Regions from separate parts of the Mus musculus genome. Here region 2 is linked to region 1. A link is a loop called in an ENCODE intact Hi-C map of the cell type or tissue named here. Cell type or tissue: left cerebral cortex. All regions are shown on one strand. Links, peaks and the distances in the headings refer to the core of each region. The heading gives the core; the rest is flanking DNA.

What was found. A loop is a pair of places that touch in the nucleus more often than their neighbours do. Peaks named below come from ENCODE experiments on the same cell type or tissue, not always from the same donor. Only the 100,000 strongest peaks of a DNase experiment are listed, where the experiment ranks them.
Region 2: a loop joins it to region 1, with 2.4 times the contacts of the local background. A loop is called at or near these places in 2 of 42 quality-filtered maps.

What each region holds. Positions count from the first base shown.
Region 1 is chr4:91,257,389-91,267,516 of GRCm38, forward strand. Elavl2 (ELAV like RNA binding protein 1) reads right to left here. Exons shown (of 8, transcript NM_001347149.2): 5 at 6,604-6,757; 6 at 3,373-3,598. Among named protein-coding and RNA genes, the nearest start is that of Mir6402, 110 kb to the right of the region's middle. In left cerebral cortex, for the core only: no CTCF peak of the experiment used is centred there; DNase peaks (open chromatin) are centred at 5,659, 6,216, 6,458, 6,731 and 1 more place; H3K27ac peaks cover 1,140 bases.
Region 2 is chr4:91,371,770-91,381,897 of GRCm38, forward strand. Elavl2 (ELAV like RNA binding protein 1) reads right to left here and starts at 4,727. Exons shown (of 8, transcript NM_001347149.2): 1 at 4,167-4,727. Mir6402 (microRNA 6402) reads right to left here and starts at 1,594; the gene lies at 1,515-1,594. In left cerebral cortex, for the core only: a CTCF peak has its summit at 4,909; DNase peaks (open chromatin) are centred at 2,996, 3,267, 3,622, 3,847 and 1 more place; H3K4me3 peaks cover 3,766 bases; H3K27ac peaks cover 2,929 bases.

The DNA.
Region 1 (10,128 bases), core at 1,472-9,471:
CATCTTCTACAAATGAGGACAAGTATTCATGAGGCTTGACATCTGTGCCTTCCAACATGAAACCAAGCCAATGCAACTAGCAACATGCCTAAAGCTCAACCCAACTGCTAACTGCAGAGGCTCTTTTAAAATGCACAAACACTCACAGAAGCAGACACACAGCCATTGCCTAGGTCACACTCAATAAACTTAAATGAGACATTTTGGTTTACAGTTTAATTTGGATATCCTGTACTCAAAATATTCTTAGGGGACTGAAATCACATCATTGATTCAAATAAATATTCTGCCTTATTTTGTATACTATAAACACTTCAACTAGACCATCAGATTAGCAGTGTTCATATTTAAATAATTCTAATTATCAATACAGATTGAGCCATAAACCTCATAAGCTCACTTTTAAAGTTAATCCTTATTACATGAAATTTTATTTTATTTTTTAATCTTCATGAATTCTGAAAGTCCTTTCATCGTTATTATAACTTGTATTCTTCTGTCTTTCTCAGCTGCCAAGGTACCACCATAACATTAAAACAACACAGTGAACATTCTAAAATTCATGCTGGGAAGTGGCAAACTCAAAGCGAAGGCACTAAAACATAAATACTATGAAGAAATAACTGTTGAGGAATTAACATCTCAACTACAGAAAAGAGCAAGATGCCAACAAAACTTTCAAGTCCTTAACCTCAAGTGTCTTATAAACTCAAAGATCAACTTTTATTCAATAAAAGAAGAAAAGCAAGGTAATGACTGCCAAATTAAAGATACTTTTAAAAAGCACCAGTCACACATTAAGATATATTTGCACTGTAGAAATTGACTCATTTCTCTCATTCCTAGTGTAGATTAAACACATTCCCTTGCACACAGTAACACACATTTTACCACTTAGACAAAGCAGGGGTGGGGATGAGCAGTGAGGCGAATCCTAGGAAAGAAAAATCGTCCATCCTGGGTACCTCATTGCTTCATTTTGCCCTCACTGGGCAAGCTGGTAACAGCTACATCTTGGGGCTACCTGATGTCAAATGTAGTACAATAAGAAGAGCACTTCACAATCAGGCAGGGACTCTGACTGATCTTCCTGTCTCAGCCTCTAGAGTAGCTGGGACTCCAAGATCAAACCTCTACACACACTAGTCTTCCTCACTTACTAATGCTGGGGTTTCCTTTCAACTAATGTTCCTTACTCCCTTCCTGTAGAAAGGTTTGGTTTTTTCCTTTAAGAGCCAAATAATCTCATAAGTAATGATAAAATTAATTTTTTTTGTAATATGGGATGGACAAAAGATAAAGGCTTTAAATTTAATTGTAGTGACAACTTTGGAAAACTTTAACTCATCAAAAATAAAAGGCATGGGTGTGTAAGGGGGAAAGGAAGATTGAGTGAGAATGCTGTGGTACTCAACATCCAGCACACGCTGCCCAGAGACCAGGACTCTTACTGCTGTCTGTGGGTCCTTGGACATAGTCTTGAGAATCTAGGAGCACTTCTCTAATAAATAGCAACCAGCAAATAACACTACAGCTTTAATCGAAATCACAAAGCAACAATGCATGGCAGTATAGCTTTCTCCTAACAGCCAACTAAAGCTAACTGGGCAGAATGACTAGGAAACACAGCTCAAAGTCACCCGGCTTGAACTGTACCATATTCAGAAACAGCAACAAGTGAATAAAGTTAGAAAGGCGTCAGAGCGAGGGCATGCATGCAGCACTGGAAAGAGGCGCTCAGAGTTCTCTCTGCGGAAGGAAATAACCAAGTTGCTCAGAGCCCTTGCCTCTTACTCAGTTGCCACTACTTGTCACCAAGGCCAAAGGTGATATACATTTTGTTTTCCTCAATGTTTTTTTTTTTTTTCTTTTTCTCCTACAATTACAGCAAATGAACTCAATGGACCAGGGAGCTGGCCATCCATCTTCAATCCTGCCTTTAACAATGGCATTGTTCTCTCAAAGGCCAGCTTAGGTAGGTATTCAGCCAGGCATTAACAGAAATTTCTTTCCACACCTAAGTCACATACTTAACTGCTTCTAGGAGGAGATATTTTAAGTTGGTTTTTAAAAATTTCTTCTCTTTTCTATACTCTATTATACCAATGGGAAAAATGTATGTGACCAAGCTAGAAAACATGTAAGCTAATTAATTCCTCTATCTTACTAAGTTTATGATTGAATGTTAACTATCAGTCTTAGAAAGGAAAGAATATATATTTGCATGTACTTATAAAAAATTAGCTTAGGACTTAGATACAATACAGCTATATGATACCATGTGGCTGAGTGGTAAATAAAAACTGGGTGATTCATTCATAAAACCAGACATTCACTGTTCCTAACTGAATCTCAAGTCACTCTTTTTTTTTCCCACACAAAGTATGTATGCTCTGAATGCCTCCTGGTCTGCTTGTTTATTCAGCAACTAGATAACTTGAGAATTTGGGTTATTTATTCCCATTAGTAACACAGTGACTTCTTTGGGTTTGGGTAAATGCATCAGTGAATTAACACCCAGAGGCAGAATTCAGACTAACACTACTTTCTGTATGACACAGAAGCTAATGACTTCTAAATTTTTAAAGTGCTGAAAAGAAAGGAGGAGGAGAAGGAAAGAGGGGGAGATGGTAAGGAGAAGGGAAGGGAGGAAGAGGAGACACAGTTGCAAAAACCATGACCCAGAAATGTTAATAGATTTCCTCTCTGAACATTACAGCTAAAGTGTGTCAACCTCTAAACTGTAAGATGCAACCTAAGGAGAGAGGGCTGCACTTGAAATAACGTATAGCATTCTTATCGTCATGTATCTTTAACAATGTCTATATTATAAAGCACAGCTAACTGAAAGAGCTCTACTTGACAGCTCAAACACAAAAATAAATTCTTTGCAAGAAAAGAGTAACAAAAAGAAAACAGCACATTAGACCGCAGTCTGCAGGCCTGGTTTTTCTCAAAGTGTGCTTTGGGCCCAGTAACCTGTGGCTGCAGGGTTCCCTGTATGCCTCAGGATACTGAACAGCATCCCTGGACTCTACCCACTAGATGTGAGTCACATCTCCACCCAAATTATGCCATCACAAATGACTCTACATTTGGCCAAATGTCTCTTGGAGGCAGAGTCACTCCTGGAGGAGAACTGCCCTTATAGTTAATTGTCCTCACCCTGGTAACAGCAAAAGTTGCTCTTTCCCCAAGTATGTTTTCTCTGTGCCCATTAAAGAAAAAGAAACAGAAGAAAAAAAGAAAAGAAAGAAAACAATAGTAAAGACAAACTCAAAGCAGAGATCTTATTGATACAATTACTTGACAGTCAACCTGCACATTCTCCTCCAGTTTAGTAGCTGGGCACAAGAACTAGACCAGACTTACCTAAAACGCTGTGCCTGCTGAGCTAGCGGTCCTGGGTACCTTCTGTTTGGAGACTGGTACAGCTGGGAAAGGATGGCCTGATTGGTTTTTTGGCTTGGATTATTAGCAAACTTTACAGTGATTGGCTCTGTGGCACCAGGAGGTTTCTGGCCATTTAGGCCTTTGATAGCTTCTTCTGCCTCAATCCGCTTGTCAAATCGAATAAACCCTACACCCCTTGATATGCCTAAGGTAGATTTAAGTAAAGATTTGGGAAAGAGGGAGCAGGAAAGGGGAAGAAGAGAAGAAAGGATAAATTAATTTTTCCTTCTCATTAACATCTTTTCACCCAAAAACAACATTTGCCACAAAAAAACACATCAGGAAGAAAATTTTACCTTAGTAATTCAACTCAGAACCTCAATCTTCCACCTTTTAAAAATGTACCAAATAACCTATTCAATGCGAGGTCTCACTGGTTACCGTGTGCTTGTCAAGAAACCAATAAAGTACAGAGTACATAAGCCCATGCTTTCTTCCCTACATTCCCTCCTGCCTCCTGTGCACTGTAACACTAACTGGGTGCCCAAGTACTTTTCCAATCATGCTATCAGACAGGCAGCCCCTTCCTTGGAATAAGAACAAAAATATGTATTTGCTAAAAACACTAGAGAGCATATATTGCTAAACTAAAATTCTAAGAAATGCCATTTGTCATAGTCATCATATAAACATGAAGGTCTCTCAAGAAAACAGAATCTGAAGAGGATCTTCATGGTCTGGGAAGCTCTTCTATTCTTCCCTTCCGCTATCTCACAGAAGTAATGCAGCATAGACTACACGCTAAGTCAGCAGAACTGTGGACTTCTGGCGCCTCCAACATTCCTCTTGAGCTTGGAAGGCCATTCCCTGACTGTTCTTTGATAACAGCGGCGGCAAGACAGGGCATGAACAAGGCCTTTCTGGGTTTACAATTTGGAATAGCAGCATGTAACGGGCACAGGCAGGTGAGCAGATCACAGTTGGTCAACACAAGGTAGGCAGCCTTGGAGAAACGCCTTCTTGGCAACCAACCAGGCCCTCACAGGACCACATTTTAGCCTAGTACATAGGAAAGTATAGATAATTCAGAGTGGGCCAATGAAGTTATGAGGGGCTGTTGAGGAAACCTATACCATCGTGATTTAGAGCACCCTCTCAAAAAAAAGGGGGGGGGTCTGTCTGCTTTACAATTGAACCCGGATAAGGCTCAGACTTTTCCAGGGTAGATAAGGCATTGTCTCGAGGCATGTTTTATCTGATATGCTGTTACTTCATCTTTTCTATGTAAGATACACACACCATACACGGCCAACACCTGAAGGCTCAACGCCAGAGCTGCTGAGCTTCTTATTCCACTTCAGGAAAAGGGTGTGTTTTTCATGAAAGTTGTACGTATAAAGAAGTGACTACAAATACATTCTTCCCCTTTCATCTCTCTATGGGCTCCTATTGAGAACACACATTCCAGCTAGCATATTTCCATCTCTCAGCAGGCTGAAGAAGTTTGCTTCAAGTGTGAGATGCCAACCTGGTAGCTTGGTCATGGAGTGAGATCTTGAATTTAAAAAAAAAAAAAAAAAAAAGAAGAAGAAGAAGAAGAAGGGAAAAAAAAGAAAAAAAAAAAGAAAAAGAAGGCAGGGGTGGGGGGCAAAACAAAACATGAACACACAGAGCAAAGGAAAGTAAAATACTAAAATTCTTGGCTGCTCCATTAGGAAAGCATAGGTTTAAAAATATCATCCACACAAGTGGGGCTATGGGACTGGGAGGTGTAAAATGTCAATTCTCAGGATTGACTACATTTGGTGTAGGACCCCAGAATTTGTAGTTCTAGCAAAGTTCCAACAGGCTGCTGATAGGCCCCACTCAGGAAATACTGTCTGTTCACCCACCATCCTTCGCTCTCTGAAAGGAAGGCTCAGTCATCCTTTGCCATCATTAATAGGAAGAGACACGATTTCCATGTTACATACAAAGTTTACTCTCAGTCCACCAATTTCTCATTAAGAACCAAATTCTTTTTAAAAAAATTAATGCGATGAACAAGGAGGTAATTCTGTTGCTTAGAATAAATTCTGTTTGATTTGTTAAGCTTGGGTTTCTATTTTGCCCCAGTGTGCAGACCGCACCAGGAGGATTACGGGCTCGTTACTGCAGCTAATGCAGTCATATACACTCTCAGACTTTCTCACAGCAGCGCAGTCTACAGGCCACTCTCCCAGGAAGTGTACACACTGCTGCTTCTCTCGCCAGAAGTCTATGAAAAGCACTTCCTGTGAAGGCAATTAACAGCACAGAATGGAAAAGCCTACACTGCTCTGCTCAAATTCACAACAACGGAACTCATCTCTACTTGAAGATTAAAAACGTGGCCTGGTTTTATTCTAGAGTTAATCCGCTCCTTTCTTTACAAGAAAAATTCACACACTGTAATACACAATATTGCAATATGGGTAGCTTGGAAATAAGGCACCCCAGGTAACTTTCTGCTCCCCCTTCCATGTTTCTTCAGTTTAAAAATGTTCTCAAAAGGACAAGTATTGCTTTTATAATAGAAAAAAAAATCTATGTGTATGTTATTTTAAAACTCTGTAATCCAATCCATACCACCAGCTATCCATTGGCTCACACTGTTATCAGAAATGGTCTTTGCGTACAAAGTTCTAATGAACATCATATTCTCATCTGGTCAAAAGTTACATTAGGCATAAAACAAATTGCTACCACTCAAAATCTCATCCTCTTACGTATGCCTCTATGGCACAGCAGAGCCTGGGAAAACTGCCTTCGCAGCAATTACCAGAGTGGATTCAACCTCATCCTTGCTCAGAGAACCAGCTGCATACCGCTGCTGCAGTCAAATTTGCTTTTCACAAAAAATAAGATTGTTTATAAGGGGGATAGGGGTTTTTTTCACATGGAGGCTTGAAAATGAAGATTATAGCATCTATAAATTTATTACAAGCCATGAAACGGGCTTCAAACCTGCACCTTCGGGGTGGAAATGACTCAAGCTCGCTCACTCCACTCCACAATCTATTTCTGTCCATGCATATTTATGAACAATTCCAGCAGAAAATTGCATTTTCTGGCCCACATATACCTTTGATGTGTTCTAGAGGCAAGACTGCTGTGTGAGGAGACAGAATATTTCACAATCCGCCCGTCAGTCAGGGAGCACAAGACTGTCCACAACCACTGGCTACTTACCAGTGACCTGGTCGACAAGAATCCGAGAAGTAATGATGCGCCCATACTGTGAAAACAGCTGTTCCAGCTCCTTCTGGGTCATGGTTTTTGGAAGCCCGCTGACGTATAAGTTTGCATCTCTGATTGAGGCTGAGCTTGGGCGAGCATAGGAAACCTGAAAAGGGAATAAGGTTAAGAACACTGGTACTCTCACTCCTGTCAGAAACCTCCACAAGTGCTTCACAGCGGGCAGAGAGCCAGCGCTGTCTAAAGACAAGTGTGTGCTGTTGGCTCGCTGAGGGTAGGGTTCAGAAAAGGAGGAATGCCAAAGACCCGTTCCTACAGTCCCCATGAGGTCTCGAGCCAGACCAGTGGCACACAGCGCGGACAAGGGAAGTAAGTTGTCCTCAGGGGTGGCAACGAAAAGGCAAGAGATTTGCAAGCAATTATTCCAAGTGTACATATTCTTAACTCATCGGGTACATTTAAGACTTTTTTTCTACATCTCTGGAGATGGTGGCATCCATATAACAATGTGTAGCTCTTATCAGGGAAGGACTTCATATCACTGATGCCAACACCACTCTCAGGTGAACTCTTGGAGATTTACACACAGGAGGGACTCACAATCCATATTCTTCTCATCCACAAGTTTTCATAGCCTTCTTTTTTATACCAAGTGTTTGGCTGTCTTTATCTGCTAGTTATGCTCTTTCAAAAAAATCTCCTTTAATTTTATTTTTTTAATTTTTATTACACGCATTTTCATCATAGTCTTTCCCCTCTCCCTACACATCCAACTTCAAGTTCTTTCTCTTAAAACAAAACAAAATCCAGCAAACAAACAAAAAAGCTCACAAATATAAACAGAGTCCTTTTTGTGTGAGCCAGTATCCCCGAGCCTGCCCTGAAGTGGGCTTCATATACCCACTGGCACTCCATTGTATAAAAAAGATTTTCCTGCTCACAGCAAGTTTCAATTGCAAGTCGCTCTTGGTTGGAGGTGGGACTTGGGGCTTATTCCCCTTTTTCCATGTTAGGATTTTGTCTAGCTTGAACACATAAGAATCTTGTGCATGCTGCCGCAGTGTGTGTGATCTGTGAGTTGTACGTGTTATCAGCCCCGTGGTGCATGGAAAAAAGTGTCCTTGGAGTTGTCTTCTCAGGCTCCTACAATCTTTCTGTCTCTTTGACATCTAAAGAAGTCTTTTAATGAAAGAATCCCAAATTATACAAGACAGTAGACAAAACATCTGTATTAGTTTATAATCCTCGCTATTCAAGTCTTGCTCATCACTGGATCCTCAGTGTTTAGACAATGACCAGAATGTGGCCAAAGCAAAACTACGTCATAAACCAAGCCTATCTTATCTAGTTAATGACCACATGAGTCCACAACAAGCTGGACCCGAGCATTGTGACGAAATCCATCATCTCATCAGACCTGAAATTCATACCTGCTTTACCCATATCATATAAACATTGTTTAGAAAGCTGTAGGTCCATGTGGTTTCCAAACATGTTCTCTTTGGCTTACAGAGGATCTCTTCAGGATTGGCCAACTGCATGGACAGAAATTTTGTAACCCAGCCTGTCTTCTGCATTATTTATTATAAATAACCAAAATGTCCAACTCTGGAATTGACTTGCTTAGACTAGTACTATGATTACTTCAGCTTAGTCACATTACCTAGTAATAACCAACCTTAATCAGGTTTACTACTACAATTTAGAATCTTTTTATCAAAACTAGAATTTTAAAAAAGCATTAACCATTTTCTTTTTGTTTTATACCCATAGATCTTTATTACTTTTAAATAATATTTCTAGGAAATAAAACAAAAAGAAAACCCTGGCCAGCTTTTTATATTAATTTATGAAGTTCTTGGTATCTTTTACCCTTGCCCCAACAGGGCTTATAATATTCCTGTCTTTATTCAATCAGTTTGCTCGCTAACAGCTGGAAATACAGATGCTGTTCCAAGGGCTTATTTGAAAGTCACATTACACTGTCCTGTCCTCCATAAAGGAATCTGGGACAGTAGCAAAGAGAAAATATTCACATACACTCTTTTCTCTCTATACCTAGCTACGTTGTAATGAAGACTTATAAATACAAAATAAAAGAGGAGGAAAACTTCAAGTAATCAAAAGTCTAGCCTTGGGACTTCTGTACCTATGGCACCATGGACTCGGAAGCATGTTTGAATCCAGTGGTAAGAATACATGAATACCAAGGCTCTTTTCTAGGCTGATTTGCAATCTTCTAAGGAAGCTATACAATCTGGCACTTGGCCCACTCCATATTGAGGATTTCATGGTTTTATTCCTGTAGCAGGGAGCCAGTCAGCAGTCACTTTGCTCTAGACTATGTGACTGAAGGGCTCTCTTTGTGAGAGCCACTCACCATGGGCTACAGGGCAAGCATAAGCATTTATGCCTTCTCATTGAGTGGAAAAGCAAGGAGAGGCAGGCAGGAGGCTCTAGCTTAGCATAAGGCAGGGAGAGTCACAGTGATGAAAGGTGACAATTCTCCAGTCAGTGAGCCTGGGTTCAAAACTAGGTTCACTTTATTACCCTGTTAACTTGAGACAAAGTCCTTAATCCTATTATACCACATAAACCACACAATTTTACCTTTTAAAAGTAGTTTTTAGGAGTAAATAAGTACTTTTTACTGTACATAGCATTTTTAAGAGTCTAAAAATTAGGGTGGCCGTGCTATAAATATTATTCACCTCTACGTGCATCCGACTATGTCCAGAAAGACCTATATAATCAAGTTTAGAGTAACCAAGTCCATCTCAGCTTTCCAGAGTCATTTACTCATGCAGTGACATTCACTGCTTTGTACAGTTCAGACATGTGTGGGTGAGGTGTTTTAAGTTATCCTGAAGTATATTTAGAATAAAGGGCTTATATTTAGTGATTATGTAAAAACTGAAAGCATACAGGGATCAGCAGCCCTCCCCTCAATATCCATTCTTTTGTGTGCTTGCTTGCTTTTCCCATTGTTTGGTTTGGCTTTTGAGATGGGACTTCATTCTTTAGCTCAGGCTGGCCTGGGACTCACTATATAGTTCAGGCTCGCCTCAGACTTAAGGCAATCCTCCTGCCTCAGCCTTGTGGATGCTTAGTTTGAGAGGTTTGAACATCCATACCAGGCTTATAATGCACAAACTTACATTCACATTATTTCTTTATCTCCTAGTTATGTTAAAAGGGTGTTTCCTATAATGCTGTAAAGAACTGGTAACAAATACTGCTTACCAATAAAGTCACATTCAGGCTTAGGTTTTTACCAGCTATAAGACATATAGAGTTTTGTTCTGTGCCTTTGACTATCTTGTAAGGCAGGCAGGGCACACAAATAGAAGAATAGATTGTGGCCAACACAAGAGGTAAAGATAAGGCAAATGCCATGTGTAAGGAGAAGCATAGCCAGTGCTGAGGTCTGGGTTCACCAACTCACCTCCCTGCCTCCCTGCCTTTCTCACCTGGTCCAGCTTTTTTTCACAGTATCACAATATGGAAACTAGCTGGTCA
Region 2 (10,128 bases), core at 1,227-9,226, 110 kb after region 1:
GGGTGGAGGCAAGCCGGACGCTGCCTAGCGCTGCGGCGGACACCGAGTCCCGGCCCCAGAGTCCTGGCTGGAGCCCACGGAGGGGCGGCCGTCCCCGCCCCCACCCCCACCCACGCCCCCCTACACTTGCCTGCTGCGGCTCGGCTGCAGCTCCCACGGCTCGCGCCGCCGGCCGACAGCACCGCTCAGAGGAGTCACGCTGGCGGCGGCGGGAAGGCGGACTGGAACACGACGGAACCCCGCCCTACCGACCGGCTGCTGCCTCAGTGACGCTGGGGCGCCGCGGTCCCGCCGTTTGTAGCAGGGCGGGGAGGCGGGGCTTGCCTGGCAGCGCGCCAGGAGGCGGGGCCCAGGAGTGCTCGCCACGCCGCCCGCCGGCCCGCGAGTGCCCAGCTCCGCCACCCTCAGGGGCACATGCTCCCTCCAGGCTCCTCCATTGGGCTTCCCGGGGCGGCCGGGGCAAGTTTGCATGCATACTGAGGGATTGGGGCAGTGACCAGTGACCCAGGCACAAACTGGGGTCACTTTGGACATATATGCGTGCGCCAAGTGTAAGTCTAGATATGCACACAAAATACCTGTTTTTTCAAGAAAATGTAAAGGCTTTTTTCCCCTCGCCCAAAGCCCAAAGGTCCTGTCTGTCCCTCGACGGAAAACTAAAAGCTTAGTCCCGCTGCGCCTTTCCACCTCCCTAGACAGAATGGGAGAGCTAAATAAGCCCCGGAGTACCTGTGCGAGGTGCTATACCCTGCTTCAGATGTGAAGTAGGAAATCCTGCACTCGACCCTGCATGCACCTGCCCTGAACCACATCCTCCCAGTGCCCTCACACCAGCCCCGCACAGGCCCTGCTCCGAGGGGGCGTCCGAGTGCTGACCATCCCCAACCTGCTCCCTCACTCAGATAAATCTCTTTTACCCAAAAAAACCTGCGCCTGCTCTGGACCCAGACCCAAGATCTGGAGACAGAGCCGCACACGTTTTTTTACACCTGCTTGGCGGCTTAATTACCAGAGCACCTGTCGTACAGGGTTTTTTTTTTTTTTTTCTATTAATGAAAAGGTTTTGGTTTTAACCCTTCCCTCTAGAAAACTACATTTAAAAACATCACCTGACATACCTACCTGAAATTGCAGGAGGCAGGAGGAAAGAACTGAACAGTGGGCGATCGAGTCGCCGCAAGAACGTGATGGAGGTTACAGCTTCAAGGACATGATGCGGGTTTGATGCAGCAAGGTTCGCTAAGGGCGCCCAGAGATCCCCGCCCCCACGCGACGGGCGGGGAGGGAGGACTCCTCTATCCCAGGGATGAAGGGGGGTGCAAATTTACCCTCTAGTGGGAAGTGAAATCAGGCATAGTAAATTAGGGAAAACAATTATGGTCAAAATGGAGACAGGCCATCCTCAGTTTGGGAGACCCTGGTTAGGGACACCAGAAATAGCTAATTGATTCAACACCAGCATTTCTGTGTCACCTCAAATCAGACTTGGAATTAAATGACCTTAACTGACTTTGTGCGGGTTCCTGGGAAAACTGCTCAGAGAGCGCCTGTGCCTCTTTGACCTCCCTCTAAACAGTTATAATATTCCCATCCCAGGCATGCATTATTGCTAAGAATACCAGTTTTGAAGTGTTGGAGAGAAATGGGCCTACCCAATTTGTTAATCTACACCTGAAACCCTTCCAATGCCCTTCACTTTACTTTCTGAAGATGTCTGCTTGAAGTTAGACCTCTCTCAACAGATACTTTCCAAGTAGGCTAAAGCACATCGGTCTACAATCTTCGTTCTCCCACAGAACTGCAAACGGGTTAGCTCTATAAAAGGAATGCCCAAGCCCGTGGTTAAAAGATGGGGGGGGGGGGACTTCAAGGGTCTGTTAAGATAGGTTCATGGAATGGCAGAGATAACTGGGGGAAACTGCTTTTTAATTAAACTCTTAAATGATGACTTTGAAACATTCAACATTTTTCTTTTTCACAGACTTGTTTGCTCAGTTTTGACAAATCTCTCAGATGTCCCATTTAAGAAGCCATTTTACGAGGATTATCAAACATCCCTGACCTTCCTTTCCCCACAAAACACAAGCTCCCTCTCCTGACCTTTAGAAAGGGATTATCATTTAGGAAGATAAGCTGTTGGGTCACTATTGTCTACCTTGTAACCCCTCCAATTCTCCTTCATTTTAAGCCTATCTTTTTAGGTTGCAATTAATAGTAGGCCCAGAAAAATAAAACATACGCACGTCCTACCCCACTATCTTAGGAATAGCTCTAATAAATAAGGTCGTGGAGAAATGTTGCAGGTTTAGAATCTTAGCCAAATAGAATGTGTGTACATGAGTGGGGGAAGGGGCAGAACCCGTCCATTTAAGGGACGAAGTGCTCGGACATTCATCTCTGTCCATCAGCGTTAGCGTAAACACTAAATGGCTGATTATTTTTCTCACCCTCACCACAATAAAGGCAGACCTGGAGCTGTAGTTAGGAGGTAGAGAAGATAACCAATCTCCACGTCTGTTTTGGTAACAGATACCTGAAAATGGAAAATGGGGAACGCATCCACCCTCCAATCTGCCACAGTTGTACAGCCTTCCTATTAATTCTTTATAGACGTGAAATAGGTGGGCACGTAGCAACGTGCTGGGCATAAATTAAGCAACAATGGCCACGAGAAGTCCTGTCTGCCACAGAGGTACAGGGTGGGCACTGCCACCTTGCCATCCCTACTCCCCCCCCCCCCCATACACACGCCCTAGGCAGAGTCGGGGAAGGGGGGGGGTGGCAGAGCGCTAGCTTTTGGAACCAGCCTGTGGGTGGGGTAGGGAGCTGCGAGAGATGAACAACCCGGGCCAGCTTTGTAGCTTGCCCCCATACTTTGCGTCTCGAGCACCACTCGGCGCTCGCACGCACACATTCGCCCACACCCCCTCGTGCCGATAATTTAAACTTCTCCGAGGCAAAGCCAGCACCTCGGTCCGCCACCACCTCCCCCGCCCTCGCCGCCCGGCGAGCATCCTCCCCCTTTCCCACGTCTACCCGGATTCGCTCTTTCGCAGTAGAAAGCCGGCTGTTTTCCCCTGCACCCGGAGAAATCACAAAAGTTAAAATGAAGCGTGTGCCTGTCTGCCCAGAGTCTCGTCCCCAACCATCTTTCTCCTGGCGTCAGTTTTAACAATAGCTACTCGAGGAAGGGGAGCTGCGAGGAGGGGCTGAGGGCTATACAGCCGACTCAGCTCCCTGGGTAGCTGCGATGCCTCGCGGCTGCCAGTGAGTCTCCCTTTCCCGGAAGGCGGGCTCCGCTGCGTAGGACCAAGGACAGGGCTTGGAATCCACTGCCCAGCGCCCAGCACCGCGAGGCTCCCAAGCAGCTGCCACTTCACACTCACGGCTCCAAGGATCTTATTTACGCTTTTCTGAACAAAGGGAATCTCATATCCGGTATAGGCTCAAAGATTCGGCCCCAAATTGGCAGTCTTCTTTAAAATCTGAATTACAATCATTGGAATCCGTGAATCAGAGTCCTCAATTCTGGCAATGATGAGTTTTGACAGCTTCTAACCTTACCCCAGCCCCAGCCCAGCCCCAGCCCTTAGGCTGTATGTACTTTTTCCAGGCAACTACAACTCGCTGCCTGGTGCAGCATCTAAATTCCATCTGGCAATCCCATCTCCCCGGCACACGCTATCTAGTTAATGCAATTAAGCTGAGGATTTTCCCCACTGGTCTAATCTGCAAGTAAGTCCAGGGCTTCTGATTTCCCCAGTCCTCCGATTCCTTTGCGAAAGTAGAGGCATGCATTCCCCTCCAACATTCAAGTTATCCCTCTCTTCCCACGAAATGAACTTCCAACCTCAACCCCGAAGCTCACTGAACATGTAGCCTCCCATTGTAGCCTGCTGGATCTTGACCACATTTACCACTTAAGTTTCTATCAAGTGACATTTTCGAATATTCAGTACGTTAAGCATGCGTCCACTGTCTTCTAGTCTGGCTCTCAAGAATAAAAAAAATAAAAATAAAAATAAAAAAAAGCAAAGCAGTCGCTTTGAAATGAGGCAAACATGTGCAATTAACTTCACATTCTGTATTCCGCTCACTTACAGGTTTTCTGGGTTTGCCAGCGCATCGCTGCAACTAATGATTAAAGAAACCAAACCGAAACTTACCTTTCTCCCTTAAGGTTTTTGTGTATGTGTATTTTTAAAGTAACGGTGCACTTCTCCCAATAAGGATGAGCAAGAAGCTGCTGGATAGTTCTCTTAAGACAGCACGAAACCTAAACTGTGCTCGGCTTAAAAGAAGCAAATAAAAAGAAATGCTTTCGACCCCAAAGTCCAATGCTAAAAGAAATGATGAAAAAAAATATGAAAGGGGAGGGGAAACTTAAAAAAGAGAGTTTAAAAAGACGGAGAGACTACTCCTATTGCCGTTCAACTAAACAAAAAGGTGCAAGAAAAACAAACCAAGGAACAAAGAAAAGAGACGAAAGAACGTTTTTTCAAAAAGACGATGTCTTTCTCCGTGTTGCTTTTTAGTAGGTCGCTACAGGAGTAAGCTGCTGCATCTCTAAGTGAGAACAGAAATAAGGGGGGAGGACGTCTTAAAAGGGAGGTGGACTGGACCACAGATTTATAGCACCGTATCACCAACCCCTTCTCTGCCTCCGCACTGCCGTGTGTGCAGCTGCTCTGCCAGAGTCCTATCCCGGGCAGCACGCGCGGAAGTATACGCCGAGTTGCGCCACAACGCAACATGCTCATCGCCCCAGGTTTCTGATTGGGCGAGACGCTTCTATTGAGGCCGCCCAGGCGAAGCTCTGCTAGGTGATTGGCTAGGGACTTATGTCACTCTTGAGAGCTCAATGGAGTCCCGTTTCAAGGTAAGTTGTGCCGGGAGGTACACACTTAACACTGGCGGCGAAGGGAAATGCAAGAAGCAAAAAGAGATGGGAGAGAGAGAGAGAGAGCAACGTGGGAGGGAACTGTACTATGAGAGTTTGCGATATTGCACCATCTATTTTCCTCTTAAGTCTTTCTGCTTCCAAAAGATTCGTTTTATTTGCCCTCACGGCTGCATCTTTGGCATGTTTCTTTGTAATAGTAAACTGTCCGGTATGTATGAGTCATCGAGAGCGCCTCTCTTTGATTTGAGAGGGATTTGAACGTACACCCATTACTTGTCCGCATGCCTTTTTTGGTTTGTGTTCCAGTAATCTTTACATCTGTATTAGATATTGGGTAACTGTGTGTATGTTTCTCTATTTTAATATGTCCACCTCTTTCTCTCTCTTTCTCTCTCTCTCTCTCTCTCTCTCTCTCTCTCTCTCCTTTTAGAATAAGAATGAAATAGAAATGGTTTCAACTGAATCTGTACAGTTTGAACTAGCTTTCAATGTATGTCAGGGTTAAAAGGGGGTAGCAAAAACATCGTACTTAACAAAAACAAAAAAACAGGTAATGAATTGAAATAAGGTCCTTCAGTTGGAGGTAAAAAGAGCAGCTACATATAAAATTAAAACAAGCCACTCCTTTGCATTTGCTGGCAATACAGATCTTGAACCTCACAAGGATTGCTGACAGTAAAGATAGTTCAGCCTTTACCAGGTTCTTTTGAGAATTCAAAAGTTTGATCAGTAGACCAAGTGCTGTCTATGTCTTTGCTTTATAGATGAAGATTTCTTTATTCCAACCTCATGTTTGAGTAATATTCAAGAGGCTGAAGTGCAGGTTTATTCATACTTATTTCTTCCGTTAAGTGAAAGTGAGATTACTAAATTTACCTAGATGTATTTACAATGAGAAACAATATCCACCTAACTTAGTTCATTCCCAAGGAATTTTTCAGTTTTGACAGATAGCCTCAACTTCCTAAACAGTACATATATTTCTTACATAATCTCTCTTCTCTCAAAAATTATTTTACTACTATGTTTATTTGCTACTAGTCACTGTCCTTGATAATGTAAGAGAGCAAAGGCAACGGTAGAAATTAAACATTGCAGGAAGATGGAATGTCAGAGGGAAAGAGAAAGATGGTCTGAGAGCAAGTGACTTAGAAGTGGAAAGGAAATTGGTGTTCCTTGAGCGCGTCCTTGAGTTTGATAAATGATTAATGTAAAGAACTGGGGACCTGTTTATCCCCCGTTTAACCTGTGTAACAGTATCTAAGTTATATTATTTTGCATAACAACAACTAGGGTAGGAAAAGTGGGCCTGAATCTATGTGTATAATTACCATTTAGAATTATCATTTTGGAGCTCCCACCTCCTACTTTTTATATAACAATAGCTCCTTGGGGCTTAATTTCAACTTAAAACTATTAACTAGTCTCCAGTGAAACTACAGACAAATTAAGGGAAAAAACAGCAGCTTGAAGAAAAGAAGCCAGGAGACCAAAATATAAGAAAGCCTGCATCCCTGTTTACAATAGAAATATGAATAACAGCAGACTGGGTTTCTTGTCAAATACCTTCAATTCCTCTCACCTACCACCTCTGCATGGAAAAAAATGACAAAACTACACTACTGTTTGATTTATTCATTTATGCATGAGATGAACCATATTTTCTCCTTGTGATCATGTTCACACCCTGATATTGCATTAGTTCCATACATTCATAAAATAGTAGCAGTTTGAAGGGGATTCTTACATTGGTAAAGGCACAAGTACCTTTTTATGGGTGGAAACTAATAAAGACATTACATGGAAAGTAATAAAGCTGTTCATTCGAATGCAAAAATTCCTTAATTCTGTACATTCGGTATAGATGCTTTGTCTCAGTTTGGCAGAAGAGGAAATATTTTCAAAACATTGCTATATTCAACATGTTGTCTTTTCTTTGTAGATAGCACAGATTACCTGGGAAGCTGAAAATATCTTTAAATGGTGGCTTACTCCTTAAATAATACAGATGTTAACTTTTAAAAACCTTTAAATAGATAAGCAACATTTGCTTTTCTGACTTTTAAAAATAAAATGGCAAGTGATATATGGATGCAGATCTCACTGTGAATTTCATACGCCAAACTCGAAACATTAAGGTGCACTGTGCTTCTAGCGATTAATGAAGGCTATGTGCAAACATCCCACCTAAATTAAGCACAAATTTTAATCAACACCTCTTGATTCATAGTTAAGAAAAAGAATTATCCTCAGCACCTAAACTTGCATTAGATAAACAGTCTTTTCATGATCATTCAAATTCTGATTAAGTCATGTTAGGTCTGACATTCTCTTGAAACCTCAGCAGTATTTTGACTTGAGACAGAAAGGGGCGAGAGTTTGGGGAGCTCCCAAAAGCATGGAGAAAAGTTGAGTGTTGATAAAATTGCAAAGTAGTGCTTTTCAAAGCTGAGATTTAAAGACTTCAATTGGCTATATTACTGAAGTTTACTCATAAAAGAACATGTCCCTCCCAGGAATACTTAAAGGCATTGTGGACAGTGTTGTTAAGATAAATAACTCCCTTATACAAGCCCTTCTACAGGAGGAGAAGGGGTGACTTGACCATAATTAAAGTCTCTGCAAACTACTCATAACTTTTTTTTAAAAATAGTGAATAAGGTAGCTCAGATATGTGTGAATTACTATTTAAATTGGCTTGGAAATTTTAAATAGTGTTCCTTTTAAGGGAATTGAAATGCTATTTTTCTGATTGTTTAGCTTTGGGGAGATTTTGTGTTCATCATATTGGAAATATACGATTTAAATCCTGCATACGAGGTGTTGATATTATATAACCTGCCCACTACCTTCTTTACTTTCCCTTCTGAAAGGAGTATATAAGCTTTCTTTTTACAGCTTGAAAAACAGAAAAAGTTATGGATATATTGGACACTTCTGAGAGTTTAGGTCCTGAGAGCACACAGAAGAATGAGTCAGGAATTAGTTGAGTCAGAAATTAGTACCATGGACAGAGACCAGCCTAGCGGACAGAGTAAAGTTTGCAGAGCAAGATTGGCGACGTATTTTCTGTTCCTCCCGTTGAGACTCGGTTTCAAGCTCGTTGGTGAAAGCTTTTACACCACGGATTTGAGGCAGACTCTGTCCTCCATCGAAACAGGTTTGTTTGGAATTAAGCTTCCTTTTGTTATAGCCCGGCCATTGTGACAAGCCCCAGAGTTTGAGCCTGGATGTGTGTCCTCTTCCTCTACTCCACTCCCTTCCCCCACTGCCTGGAGGAGCAACCCTTTCATCAAGGTGTTCTTGCAAAATAAATGCAAATCCCAGTAATCTTGGAAAAGTCTGGCAAGCCTACCTCAGAGTTTTTCATCTTGAAATTTTCCAGTGGGAATAGAAGCAAGAACTCATCCTTGACTACCTTAGTTCTTTTCTGGGATGTTTTCTCTCCCTGGCAATGTCTTTCGCCCTTGAGTACTACCCCAAGACTGTGTTGCAAAGGACCCTTTATATTGCAAACGCTGGAGCAGGAACAGTGTTTAGTGAAGCAGAAAGCAAGACCACAGCCTTTTCTCAACTTAAAATTCATCTACAAAGGGAAAGGCTGCAAAATACAATATACTCAAGGGGAACTCCTCGGGTTTCTGATTTACCTGAAGAGATATGTGAATTGTGAATTATTTCATATTTTTTCCAGTAAATCTTGGGAGATGACTCTACATTGTGACACCCCCCCCCCAACTTGTCTCCCTCTGCCAGGAAAAATTCTTGTATGAGTCACATTCTCCTTTAAGCCCCTTGCTGCGGGTTTCAGACCAAGATCTGTCGCACGTGCCCCTCTGTGTTTCAGCCTGCGATCAAAGATCATTTACGGAAACGCTCCCACGAAAATCCTCAGATTTTCTTCCGTCGTTCACTCTGTTGGAACTTTTAGGAAGATAAACTCGCGTCTCTGGTAGCGGGAAGGGGAACATCCACGTAAACAGGCGAGGGTAAAAGAGAGAGAGAGAGAGAGAGAGAGAGAGAGAGAGAGAGAGAGAGAGAGAGAGAGAGAGAGAGAGAGAAACTAGAGGTGATACAGGGCAAATCAGAGCCTGGTGTCCGTTTCTTTCAGTGATGCTAACAGCCTTCCCTAAGCTTCCTCCTGCAGCCGATACAGCTCATGCAAAATTAATACAAGTAATTAAAAATAGCAGTTTCCAAAGTTAAAGGAAACCATCTGTCTCAGATGGTAGCAATCAGTCTTTTCACCCGCCCCTTTACCCGGACCTGGGAAGAAACGGTTGCTCTGCCTCCGATGCTCAGAGGCTCTTTCTTATATTGAAGATTTATGTTTCCACTTGTGTGCGATCCACATCTAATTTGAAATAATAAAGCCGGGCTGACCAACCAGTCAATCACAGCCATCAACTGTGCCCGGCGAGGGCCCTGCCCCCCAGCTCCCTCAGGTCTCCAACCCCCACCCTCTTCCCACTCCCTCCTTTTTTTCTTTCCTCTCCTTCTCTCTCACACACACTCACATTTTCCCCCCACGTGTGTTCAGATCAACCCTTGCCCCACAGAGCAAGCGACAGCACCGGGGCACAGTGACAAAGGCGGGGGTTGTATCTGAAGACTGAGGCCCGGAGAGACCAAGGCTAGTGAAACAGCTGTCTTATCAGCCTGCTGCAGAGATGGAGATGGCTGGAGAGGTCCTCAACAGATAATCGCTTGAATAGGTTTGCAAAGCGCCAAACTTCACGCTTGATAAGCCCAGCCCAATGTAGAGGGCAGCCCGGATCCTGCTCCATTCTGTTTCATCTGGGCTGTGAATTAAGAAATTGAAATTCAGGTGGCAGAGGCAGCCGGCTGCTGGTAGACTCCGAAGGCAAACTGACATTAAAATGCTTTCGGCAGGCAGAGAGGGGGCGCCTAGAGTGGGATATTGTGGCTTGCTTTTTTTTTTTTTTCTTTTTTCTTTATACCGTGTAGGGGGCGATGGGAAGGAAAAGCCCAACAGGTTTTAAAATCATCTGAGAAAGGATGCGGTGGATAATGGAAAGGGGACTCGGTGTACAGGCATGAAGTTGGTGAGGAAGAGCTTAAGTAACAATTGAAGCCAACCTGATATGAAAGGGGACTCTAGCTCACCGCGGGGAACAGAGAGCAGAGGGACTGGCTACCAAAATAGACTCCCAAGTTTTTCTTCCACAGTGAGCAAAACACATCAACCTAGATACAGGGCTTTC